2 separate regions of the Homo sapiens genome follow, and region 2 is linked to region 1. A link is an interaction called in ENCODE POLR2A ChIA-PET data of the cell type or tissue named here. Cell type or tissue: OCI-LY7. All regions are shown on one strand. Each heading gives the region's core, and the rest is flanking DNA. Links, peaks and the distances in the headings are about the cores only. Region 1 overlaps BLNK (B cell linker). Region 2 overlaps PDLIM1 (PDZ and LIM domain 1).

Region 1 (5,374 bases), core at 107-5,106:
CTGTGTTTGGATGAGATGATATGGAGGGTGCATGTATCTTCCCTGTTATAAATTCTGAGAGGGCAGAGGCCTATGTCTGCTTCTTCACCTCTTCCTCGGCCCCTAACACAGTGCCTTCATGTGCTTTACATGTACCAAGTCCTCAATAATCCTTGGTAATGGATTATTATTTCAATGTGTGCTTATCTGTGCTCTATCTCATAAACTAAGAAAGTACAGACTGAGGGCAGCAGGTCCAGCCTGTACTTACAGAGTATGCCCTATAAATCCATTAGGAATTATAGGCCAGGCACCGTGGCTCATTCCTGTAATCCCAGCACTTTGGGAGACCAAGGCAGGTGGATGGATTGAGTCCAGGAGTTCAAGGCCAGCCTGGGCAACATGGCAAAATCTCATCTGGACAAAAAATTAGCCAGGTGTGGTGGTGCATGCCTGTAGTCCCAGCTACTCAGGAGCTACTTAGTGGGGAGGATCACTTGAGTCCAGGAGTTTGAAGCCTCCAGTAAGCTGTGATCTCCCCACTGCACTCCAGCCTGGGTGACAGAACAAGACCCTGTCTCAAAAAAAAAAAAAAAAAAAAAAACGGAATTGTGGACTTGTATGTGTAGTAAGTTCTTAAGAAAACATTTATTCAGTTCAGTTAAGTTAATGAAGAGCCTCATGAAGAGACCCCTTGGTCTCACTGAGCAATGGTGTCCAAGCAGGTGAGCATCATGTCTGAGGCAGCTAGGGGATGCTGAGGGGGCTGGCTCAGCTCTGGCCTCTCCCCTCCTGGCCTGCCCTCTGTCCCACAGTGAAGATCCATCCTGCTTCTCTTTCACTTCCTCCCTCATAACGATTGTCTGGCATCTATCTTCAGGTACAGGAAGGGAGGTTGGGTGCAGGGGACAAGACCCTTCGGGTCCCTTCTATGACTTGAGAAGATGAGATTTGGGCAGCAGCCTGCACTTGTCTCAATTTGTCCATTAAGGAAAACCTGTCGGCGAAAGCCCTTGAAAACTCAGAGATGAGTGAGTAAATATCCTCTGAATGTGAAGTTAGAGGCATTTACCGTATTTAAGTGTGCTTATAAAGGAGCACTGTCTGAGGTCTGTGTCAGGAGTGGTGGGTTGGAGCCTCTGTCTCTGGGCACCTCTGCCGTGCACATTTGTGCAGTGTGCACAGATGTAGGTGTGAGCTGTTGGCTCCCTTCCTGAAGGACCTCTGTGGGGGTCCTCACTGAGTCCTCAGAATCAGTGGGCTCAGGACTTGCCCCATGGGGCAGGGGGCGGGTAAGGAGAAGGTCCTTTAGAAATGTTAAGGTGGAGTCCCTAACCCCCATCCCAGCTCTGAGCTTATACACTGACACTTTTAAAATGTGTCATCACCTTTGCCCACAAGTTTTCCTTAATAGCTTCAATATAACTACCTATATGTGCTTAACTGAAAGCAACACAGTATGTGCAAATATTTCTGAGCCTGCCAGAGAGGCCAGCCTCAGTGTGAGCATCAGCCCCCGGCTCAGGACTTGGGGACTGAGTAGTGTATATGTTTGTGCAGGTCGAAACAGTGGGGCCTGGGAAACCAAGTCACCTCCACCAGCTGCACCATCCCCGTTGCCACGGGCCGGGTAAGTACCTGTTGCAGGAAGCAGCTTTTGAGATCTGGGGAGTGAGGATGGTGATACCCCACTGCCCTGTTGACTTCATTAGAAGTTCTCCCCATGGCAGGCTGCAACTTGGACCAAGAGTAAGGAGCCCTGCTAACATCAAATGAGCCAGGCATGGTGGCTCAGGCCTGTCATCCCAGCACTTTGGGAGGCCAAGGCGGGCAGCTCACTTGAAGCCAGGAGTTCAAGACCAGCCTGGCCAACATGGCGAAACCCCGTCTCTACTAAAAATACAAAAATTAGCCAGGCGTGGTGGCACACACCTGTAATCCCAGCTACTTGGGAGGCTGAGGCAGGAGGATCACTTGAACCTCTGCAGGTTGCAGTGAGCTGAGATCACAGCACTGCACTCCAGCCTGGGCAACAGAGCAAGACTCCATCTCAAATAAATAAATAAATGAATAAATAAATAAATAAATAAATAAATCTAGAAGTATTTCCTCCTGTGAAGTTTTAGTTAAGTCTTGAGTTCACTAACTTACAGTGTTCCACAAGACACCCTGACTTTCAGAAGCTCCAGCACCTGAATCATTTTCAGAGCCTCTAGCAGGTTTTGTCTTTACTTACTGCTGCTCAGTTTTATGGTCTGTAAATAAGTGTGTAGATATATACTATGTGCTGGTCATACCAGGGCACTCCCTCAAAGCCATACGACTGAAGTTCCTCTCGAAAGTGACAGTCATTCTTTCTTATTGAATTTAGAAGGGCTTTGTAAACAGTCAGGTGACGATTGTAATGTGTTAATATTACAAACGTCACCCCGTAAAATTATGTTGGCTCAACAGGTTATTTGGAAAGCAAATTTAAATATGTCTAAAGCTGGCCTGAATGGCTCTAATCTTATTTCTGTCTCTGTGTAAACCAAAGAAAGCCTCCATGTTGAAGGTTTATTAACCAAAACTCTGCATACGTCTCTCTTAGTTCAGCTGTATCACTTTGGGCAAACTACTTCGTCTCTCTGAGCCTCAGTTTCCTCACCTTAAAATGTCACTGTAAGGTTTAAATAGCACCTGAGGAGCCTAACCCAGTGCCAGGCATCTTACAGGTGCTCAGGAATTCTTAGTGTTCTTCCCCCACACTTCAGCTCTCAGCCGAAAACAAAGCGAGAGAGAGATATGGTGAGGGTTTTTAAATTAAGAAATTTAACACACAGAAAAGGAGCATACAACCTTACCAATATTAGACTCCAGTCTCTATTGGAATCTTGAGTTCATTGACTTACAGTGTTCCACAAGACACCCCGACTTTCAGAAGCTCCAGCACCTGAATCATTTTGCAAACTAGAATGTTAGTGCAGGCAAGTACCTTCAGGACCACACATCAGTGGTTTTCAAACTTGTTTTGGTTTCGGATCTCTCTGAAAGAAAGCCTGCACAGAAGACAGTGGAGAATAGTCCCTAGAGACAGGGAGGAAGCTGGAGTGGGCAAGTGCAGCTGCAACCTCACCTGCTGGACCACCCTCTTACCTCTACCCTCTGTCCTGGACAGTAACCCCCACAGGGAGCTGTTGGGGAAGAGGGGGCTCCACAGAAACACTGAAAATACTGATCCTGGTCCTCAATTGACAGGTGAGGAATCTAACCTCACACTCAAGACAAAGAGGCCCAAGGTCACCCGCCAAGTAATTAGTGCAACTGGTGCAAGAGTCCAGTTCTGCCGGACTGGTGCCCTACTTTATCCCCAGTTGACCCCTTCCCCATCTGTCAGCAGACTCCATCTGAGCCTAGGAGGATCATAACTAAATCCCACTTCCATCCCTCTCCACCCTGCAAGGATAGTCTTCTACACACTTGTATCGCTTTCATAATTCTAGCTTAAATTTGAGACTAAAATAATGGTAAATAGCTCCATTTTGTCTTCGTTGTGTTTTAACAAAGCTCATCTCTTTTTATTCCCCAGGAAAAAACCAACGACACCACTGAAGACAGTAAGTTAATTTTGCATTTAAAAGTGCTTCATATTTCCTGCAGTGTTTATTCTTATCCATTTATTTAAAGTTGAAAATGCTTCCAGCTATGGTGAACACAGCAATCTTAGCAACTGAAGTTGCTGCCCAAGCAGTCCAAGAGAAGCTTCAAATCCTCAGGTAGCCAGGGAGGATGCTCCTCCCTGGAGCATAGAAGGAGCTCATCCTCACTTGATCCCAGCAGCTTCACTGAGTGTGCGCAGCAGATCAGAGGGGCAGCCAGGTTCCCTGCCCTCTCCACAGGAAGCGTCTGTGTCCACTCCCCACCACAGCTAATGGTAGACCATTGTGTATCAGGCACACATAGGCCTCACTAAACTCAGATTCTGGCCAGAACATGGTGAACCTGGGCCACAACACTACATAAGGGAGCCCACCTGGACCTAGTCCCTACTGTGAAGCCTGACATTTACAATCATTTAGCAAACACACAGAAGGGGGGGGTCATGAGACCAAAGCAGATGCCAGATGCCTGCTGTACATGGGTTACTATGTGGCAGCTGCTGGGGGGGTCATGATTTCCATCAACCCTGTTGACAAGGCAGGGAGGTTTCTCCACCACAGTGACATTGCTCCTTCATAGGACACTTCTGGCTGTTTGTTGCTTAATGCAAAGGTTGGGCTAGGGACTGTGGGTTTGTAATTGTTGTTGTGATTGAAAGAATAGCAATGCATCAAAGAAAAGTGCTGCCAAAATATTTATTTTAATAATATTGCTCTGACATTTATTTCCACATTCTGCTATATTGAATAACCTTGCCTTTTTTTCTTTTACATAGACTCCAGTTGCCTCTCAACAGAATGCTTCAAGTGTTTGTGAAGGTAAAATCTATTATTTTGAAGGATGAGCATGTCCTCTAAAAGTTATTTTATTAAGGATTTGTATGTACACATTTATTACATTATTTTTGGGGCAATTGTAAACATGAAACTCAATTTTCTAAACAAAATAGTTTTTGCAATGAGCAATGAACAGCAAAACTAGCTCAGAACCTCAGCATGTTTAGAGTAGGCTACAGAATGCATGCAAAAACCTGCCTTTTGGCAGACAGATATGACTTGCCAGGCAATAGTGCTAGGACCTTACATAAATGTGAAAACTAACGTAGAGCCATTCACATGTTTTAGAACTAATAGCTTACTTAAAGTAATGAAAACTTTAAAAATCTGTTTATTTGAACAAGTTCTTTTGCTAAGTTTTCAAGATAATGTTTTCAAAGTTCAATTGTCTGTCTTCTTAGTACATCTTCAATTGCTTTTCTTCCTTTTTTTTTTTTTTTTTGAGTTAGGGTCTCACTTTGTAGCCCAGACTGGAGTGCAGTGGTGCATAATTATAGCTCACTGCAGCTTCAAATTCCTGGGCTCAAGTTGTCTTTCTGCCTCAGCCTCCTGAGTAATTTAGAATTTCTTCCTTTATCATCACTCAAAAATCTTATATATATTTTTAGAAACTGCTCATGTTAAAAAAAATTGTGTTTGGAAATTACCGGAAAAAAATAGAAGAATCATCTATAATATCAGCACTTAAAACATTATATAGAAGTTCATGCCCTGTACCCATTTAATTCCATACTTGAAGATACCCAGGGTTAAAAATGTAGTGAGTATTCTCCCTCTTCCCTGAGTTGATGTGCGTATATCTACATAAAGCACTCTCCTTTCTCTGATGATGGACAGTGGATCTTTTCTGAGCATGCACTACAACTCACCTCTCTGCTTTAATGACGCCATTAGGTTTTTTCATCCTGTCTCCCATATCT
Region 2 (5,374 bases), core at 66-5,065, 970 kb after region 1:
GAGGCTAAGTTACTTGCCCAGGATCACAGAGCAGAGTCACTCCAGTTCCCATGGCCTTGCTTGAACATATATTTATAAGTGGTTCTGAAGAGCTGAGTGATACTTATGCAATTCTGCCCTTCCTGGCCAATGACAGTGTTTTCCTCATTTCAGGGGATCCCAACAAGCCCTCAGGATTCAGAAGTGTTAAAGCTCCTGTCACTAAAGTGGCTGCGTCGATTGGAAATGCTCAGAAGTTGCCTATGTGTGACAAATGTGGCACTGGGATTGTGTGAGTATCTGCTTCCCACAGCCTTTGCAGACCCTGCAGGTTGGGTAAACCATGAAAATGTGGAAAGTGCTGGATGTTGCACATTTTGCTTGTGAGGGAGACAAATCCCTCCTGGAAAAATGCAACAGAGAGGCCAGAAAGGTCCTGTGTCCCAGAGCCAGGTTGTGAAGGTTTTCCTTCACTGCGGAGCCCTTAGGTTATGAACATGTAAAATGAGAAAAATCAGGGCTGCCCTGTTGAAGTAGGAGGGGTTTTTGGAAAAATGTCTCTGGACCCTGGGAAGGAGAAGCAAGTCCCTTATGATTGGAGGCCAGTTGGGAGGCCCTGGTTTCCCCTGTGATGGGTTCCTGGGGAGAAGCCCCAGGCCCCTGCTCAGGAAGGATGGTGCCACCTGCTCAGGTGCCACCTGCAGGTGCTTGTCACTGATGGAGTCCCTTCCCTCCCTTGCTTCTGTAGTGGTGTGTTTGTGAAGCTGCGGGACCGTCACCGCCACCCTGAGTGTTATGTGTGCACTGACTGTGGCACCAACCTGAAACAGAAGGGCCATTTCTTTGTGGAGGATCAAATCTACTGTGAGAAGCATGCCCGGGAGCGAGTCACACCACCTGAGGGTTATGAAGTGGTCACTGTGTTCCCCAAGTGAGCCAGCAGATCTGACCACTGTTCTCCAGCAGGCCTCTGCTGCAGCTTTTTCTCTCAGTGTTCTGGCCCTCTCCTCTCTTGAAAGTTCTCTGCTTACTTTGGTTTTCCCTCTGCTTGTAAAACATTGAGTCCCCTCCCTGCCTTGGTTAATTGACTCACACCAGCTGTGCGATGCCCGCTTTTACAATTAAAGGAAAACTGTTTTGTTCAGTGTCACCTTGTCAGCAACACTGTGTCCCTTCGCCCCACCGTTCTTCTCTGCTGCATTTGGACATCAGCCAAATTTGAACCCAATCAAATATAACGTGTCTGACACTGATTTTGTTTTTACTCAATAAATGTATAGACTACAAAGCAGTGTGGTGTCTGTTATCTGATTATGTGTCCCATTTCCTACTCAAGCCTGATGAGATTTCTGAGGCCTGTCTTCTTGTTTTGGGTTTCTTGTTTCTCTCAGATTTACTGGCCTTTCCCCCGCAACTTGCATCTTAACAAGCTCTGTTCTTACATTTCTTCGAAGCTTGCTTGAAATCCTCTTTCTGTAAAGCTAATATAAGATACCTAGCTCTGTTTTTTTTTTGTTTTTGGAGACGGAGTCTCGCTATGTCGCCCAGGCTGAAGTGCAGTGGCGCTATCTCGGCTCACTGCAAGCTCCACCTCCTGGGTTCACGCCATCCTCCTGCCTCAGCTTCCGGAGTAGCTGGGATTACAGGCACCTGCCACCACGCCCGGCTAATTTTTTTGTATTTTTAGTAGAGACGGGGTTTCACCACATTAGCCAGCATGGTCTTGATCTCCTGACCTCGTGATCCGCCCGCCTTGGCCTCCCAAAGTGCTGGGATTACAGTCGTGAGCCACCGCGCCCGGCCCCTAGCTCTGTTTTAATGAAATCAAGTTTTCTTTGCATTGGGCTGTTCTGAGGCTTATCTGAGGAAATGAATGCTTCCCAAATAATAGGTGGGAGCATTAGCAGTTGGCTTGGAAACATTCCCTAGTAAGTCCCTCTTCAGGCTGGTTGCTGACATCACAGCTGCTCCCCTTCATGAAGGGCAGCAACCTCAGGAAAGTGTCCAGCAGCAGCAGAGAGCCCAGGACATGGCCACTGTGTCCTCCTCACAGAGGAGACTGAGGACCCTGGCTGCTAAGAACGAGTCCTGAGTCAAGATCTGAGGTCACCACAGTTTATCTCCTGGTGACTAATCCCTCATGGGCTCAGTGGTGCCCCCATCCCTCCAGACACTGAGACTAAGTGATTGTTATGAGAGGCGGACAGGGTACTCCAAGCAACCCTCTTTCCTCCAAAGGAGCAACCATCTATTCTTGAGCAGTGCTCACCACCCTTGGTAATAGTTCATGACCTTTCATTATGAATGCACTAACATGGTACATACTCTAATAGTAAGAATTGTAATCAGTACCAGGATTTCATACCACAGACTCTGAAGCCAGAATGTACGATGGACAGTTCATGCACGTGAGCTGTTGTAGTGCCACAACAAGCAGAACTGAAACTGTTCAGGCAGAAAATCATGTCATGTTAAAGCTCTCGATTTCTTTTTTTTATTTTTTGGCAGTTAATGAGTTCTTACTTTAAACCCCATCTGTTTCTACGCTTATAAAAGTCAAGGTGGCTTAAACTATGCAATTCTTAGAAATCAACATAAAATGAAAAGTCTCTGAACCACAGCAGGTCTGACTCATTTACAAAGACATTAACAGTCATGATTTGGATTTTGATTGTAAGGAATAGATGAGTCATGGATACTTAGAACTTTCTCTAATCCCTCTCCTCAGATAATGTGCCAATCAAATGTCTGACATTTGTCAGTATTACTTCTTAGGTGTGGGTCTTTCATACAGATATCTTGCTTCCAGGGGAGGCCAAACACCAACAGCTTCAGGTGACCATTATTACTATTCAATATAGCCTGTATGAGGAGTTCATTTCCTGACTGAATGAAACAGAATGTCAGCATTACCACCCCTAAGTGCCAGTTGTGTTATGTGGCAAAGAAGCCCTTCCCTTTTGCCCCCAGTATTTGGCACATACAAATATTTACTGCTCTGCCGGGCGTGGTGGCCCATGCCTGTAATCCCAGCACTTTGGGAGGCTGAAGTGGGTGGATCACTTGAGGTAAGGAGTTTCAGACCAGCCTGGCCAACATGGTGAAACCCTGTCTCTACTAAAAATACAAAAGTTCGCTGGGCATAGTGGTGCATGCCTGCAGTTCCAGCTACTCTGGAGGCTGAGGCAGGAGAATCACTTGAACCTGGGAGGTAGAGGTTGCAGTGAGCTGAGATTGTGTCACTGCACTCCAGCCTGGGTGACAGAGTGAGACTACGTCTCAAAAAAAAAAAAAAAAAAAAAAAAAAAAATTACTGCTGAGAGCAATTTGAGATTTGGCCTATTTTTTGTGCTTCATGCCTACCATATTTATCTGATTGTTTCTCTTTCATGCTTCCTCTAAAATGAAAAGATTGGAAGGAACAGTCTAACTCTGTAGCCATCTTTAATTACTAAGCTTTCAGAAAATTTCTTGAAGAGGAAAAACTCAGCCAGAGTCATGCAGACTGTGATCAAGCTGTTTTCTCTGACTTGGTATGCTCTTCCTGCACCCCTTGATTACTTTTAACATTTAATAAATTTCTGTTGTCTTTCGAGATTGAGCCACCTCCTCCTCCAGACAGGCTTCCTGACTGCCCAGCATGACTTGGATGCCACTCTCCTATGCTTCCATACCCAGGGGACACCTTCTTGGCATGCATCACACAAGACACTAATCACTCATCTCGTGAAAGGAAAGAAGCCTTGCATGAGAGCTGATCCTTTGTCTTTTTCAGCCTTTTCTCCTCGGCACTCAGCTCAGTACCTTGCTAGTGGCAGATAGTCCACAAGCTTGGTAAATCTGTAAATGGGTGATTGCTGCTTCATCGCTGTCCAATAGAAGTATGATGCAACGCATGAATGTAATTTAAAATTCTCTAGTAGCAATGTGAAAAGACAAAAAAAGCAGGTAAAATTAATTGTAATAATACCTTTTTTTTTTTTTGAGACAGAGTCTAGCTCTGTCGTCCAGGCTGGAGTGCAGTGGCACAATCTTGGCTCACTGCAACCTCCACCTCCCAGGTTCAAGCCATTCGCCTGCCTCAGTCTCCCAAGTAGCTGGGATTACAGGCGCGCACCACCATGCCTAGCTAATTTTTGTATTTTTAGTAGAGAAGGGGTTTCACTGTGTTGGCCAGGCTGGTCTCGAACTCCTGACCTTGTGATCCACTCACCTCGGCCTCCCAAAGTGCTGGGATTACAAGTGTGAGCCACCACGCCCGGCCAGTAATACTTTCTTTTTTATATTTTTTGAGACAAGGTCTTGCTCTGTCACCCAGGCTGGAGTGCAGTGGCACAATCATGGCTTCCTCGACCTCCTGGTCTCAAGTGATCTTCCCACCTCAGTCCCCTGAGTAGTTGGGACTACAGGCACAAGTCGCCGTGCCTGGCTAATTTTTATATTTTTTAATAGAGGTGGGGTTTTGCTATGTTGTCCAGGGTGATCTTGAGCTCCTGGGCTCAAGCGATCAGCCCACCTCAGCCTCCCAGAGTGCTGACATTACAGGTGTGAGCCACCGTGCCCGGCCAATAATACATTTTATATAATACTATATATCCAAAGTATTATCATTTCAACATTTGTCACAAGCCACATTTCAAGTGCTCAGTAGACACATGGGGGTAGTGGCTACTGTATTGGACAACACAACTTTAAACACACCTTAAAACAAAGACATCTTGGATTTCTGTTTCCCTTCAAGGCTGCCAGCTTTGATCTGGCCCAGAGCAGAAAAGTGATCTGCAGCAGGTGCAGGCTATAGTGGAAGTGGCTCTGTGCTTGGTTCATGTGATCTAGGAGACCCTATGATGTCAGAGTTTTCAAGATGGTACACCAGTGGGAGAATAAAAACCCAAGCCCCTTGGGTTCTAGAACAAGACTGCCATCTGCAGTACAGAACTTTATGCTTTTCATAAAATAACTCCTGGCATTCTTCCACAGCTTGGATAGAGACAAAGCCCCTGACCATGGGACATCAGGTGGCAGAACTGCCCATCATGATTTGGGTTCTCTCATTCTCATTAGGTCAGAAGGTCAGGCATCTTCCAGAGCAATCCCTCATGAGATGAGAGGAAGGCTTGAGCAGGGCTGAAGGAAATATGTGAGCTGTAGGGGCATGGAAGCCTGGATACTCATTCTTTCTACTGCTGTGCCCCTCCCTTAGCAATTCCCCATGGCTGATGGGGGATCCCGTATGAGCAGCAGATGGTGGAAGAGGAAGCCCAGACTTGATTCATGGATGAGTTGGCTAGGTATGTAAGGGCATGCTGAAATGGTGGCTGCACTGCTGTACTTCTTGAGCTGGCTTTGTAAGGAGAAAAGAAGTCCTCCCACTGGGCAGAGCTTCCGGTAGTAT

The links. Peaks named below come from ENCODE experiments on the same cell type or tissue, not always from the same donor. Only the 100,000 strongest peaks of a DNase experiment are listed, where the experiment ranks them.
Region 2: POLR2A ChIA-PET joins it to region 1 with 5 read pairs; 1 of 35 experiments calls an interaction of 5 or more read pairs at or near these places.

What each region holds. Positions count from the first base shown.
Region 1 is chr10:96,206,073-96,211,446 of GRCh38, reverse strand. BLNK (B cell linker) reads left to right here. Exons shown (of 17, transcript NM_013314.4): 9 at 1,540-1,609; 10 at 3,548-3,575; 11 at 4,394-4,436. Among named protein-coding and RNA genes, the nearest start is that of BLNK, 63 kb to the left of the region's middle. In OCI-LY7, for the core only: no CTCF peak of the experiment used is centred there; DNase peaks (open chromatin) are centred at 806 and 3,006; H3K27ac peaks cover 2,859 bases.
Region 2 is chr10:95,233,465-95,238,838 of GRCh38, reverse strand. PDLIM1 (PDZ and LIM domain 1) reads left to right here. Exons shown (of 7, transcript NM_020992.4): 6 at 154-271; 7 at 728-1,267. The coding sequence ends at 914. Among named protein-coding and RNA genes, the nearest start is that of ACSM6, 42 kb to the right of the region's middle. In OCI-LY7, for the core only: CTCF peaks have their summits at 1,926, 2,128 and 4,858 (motif pointing left); DNase peaks (open chromatin) are centred at 718, 1,548 and 2,418; H3K4me3 peaks cover 1,800 bases; H3K27ac peaks cover 3,860 bases.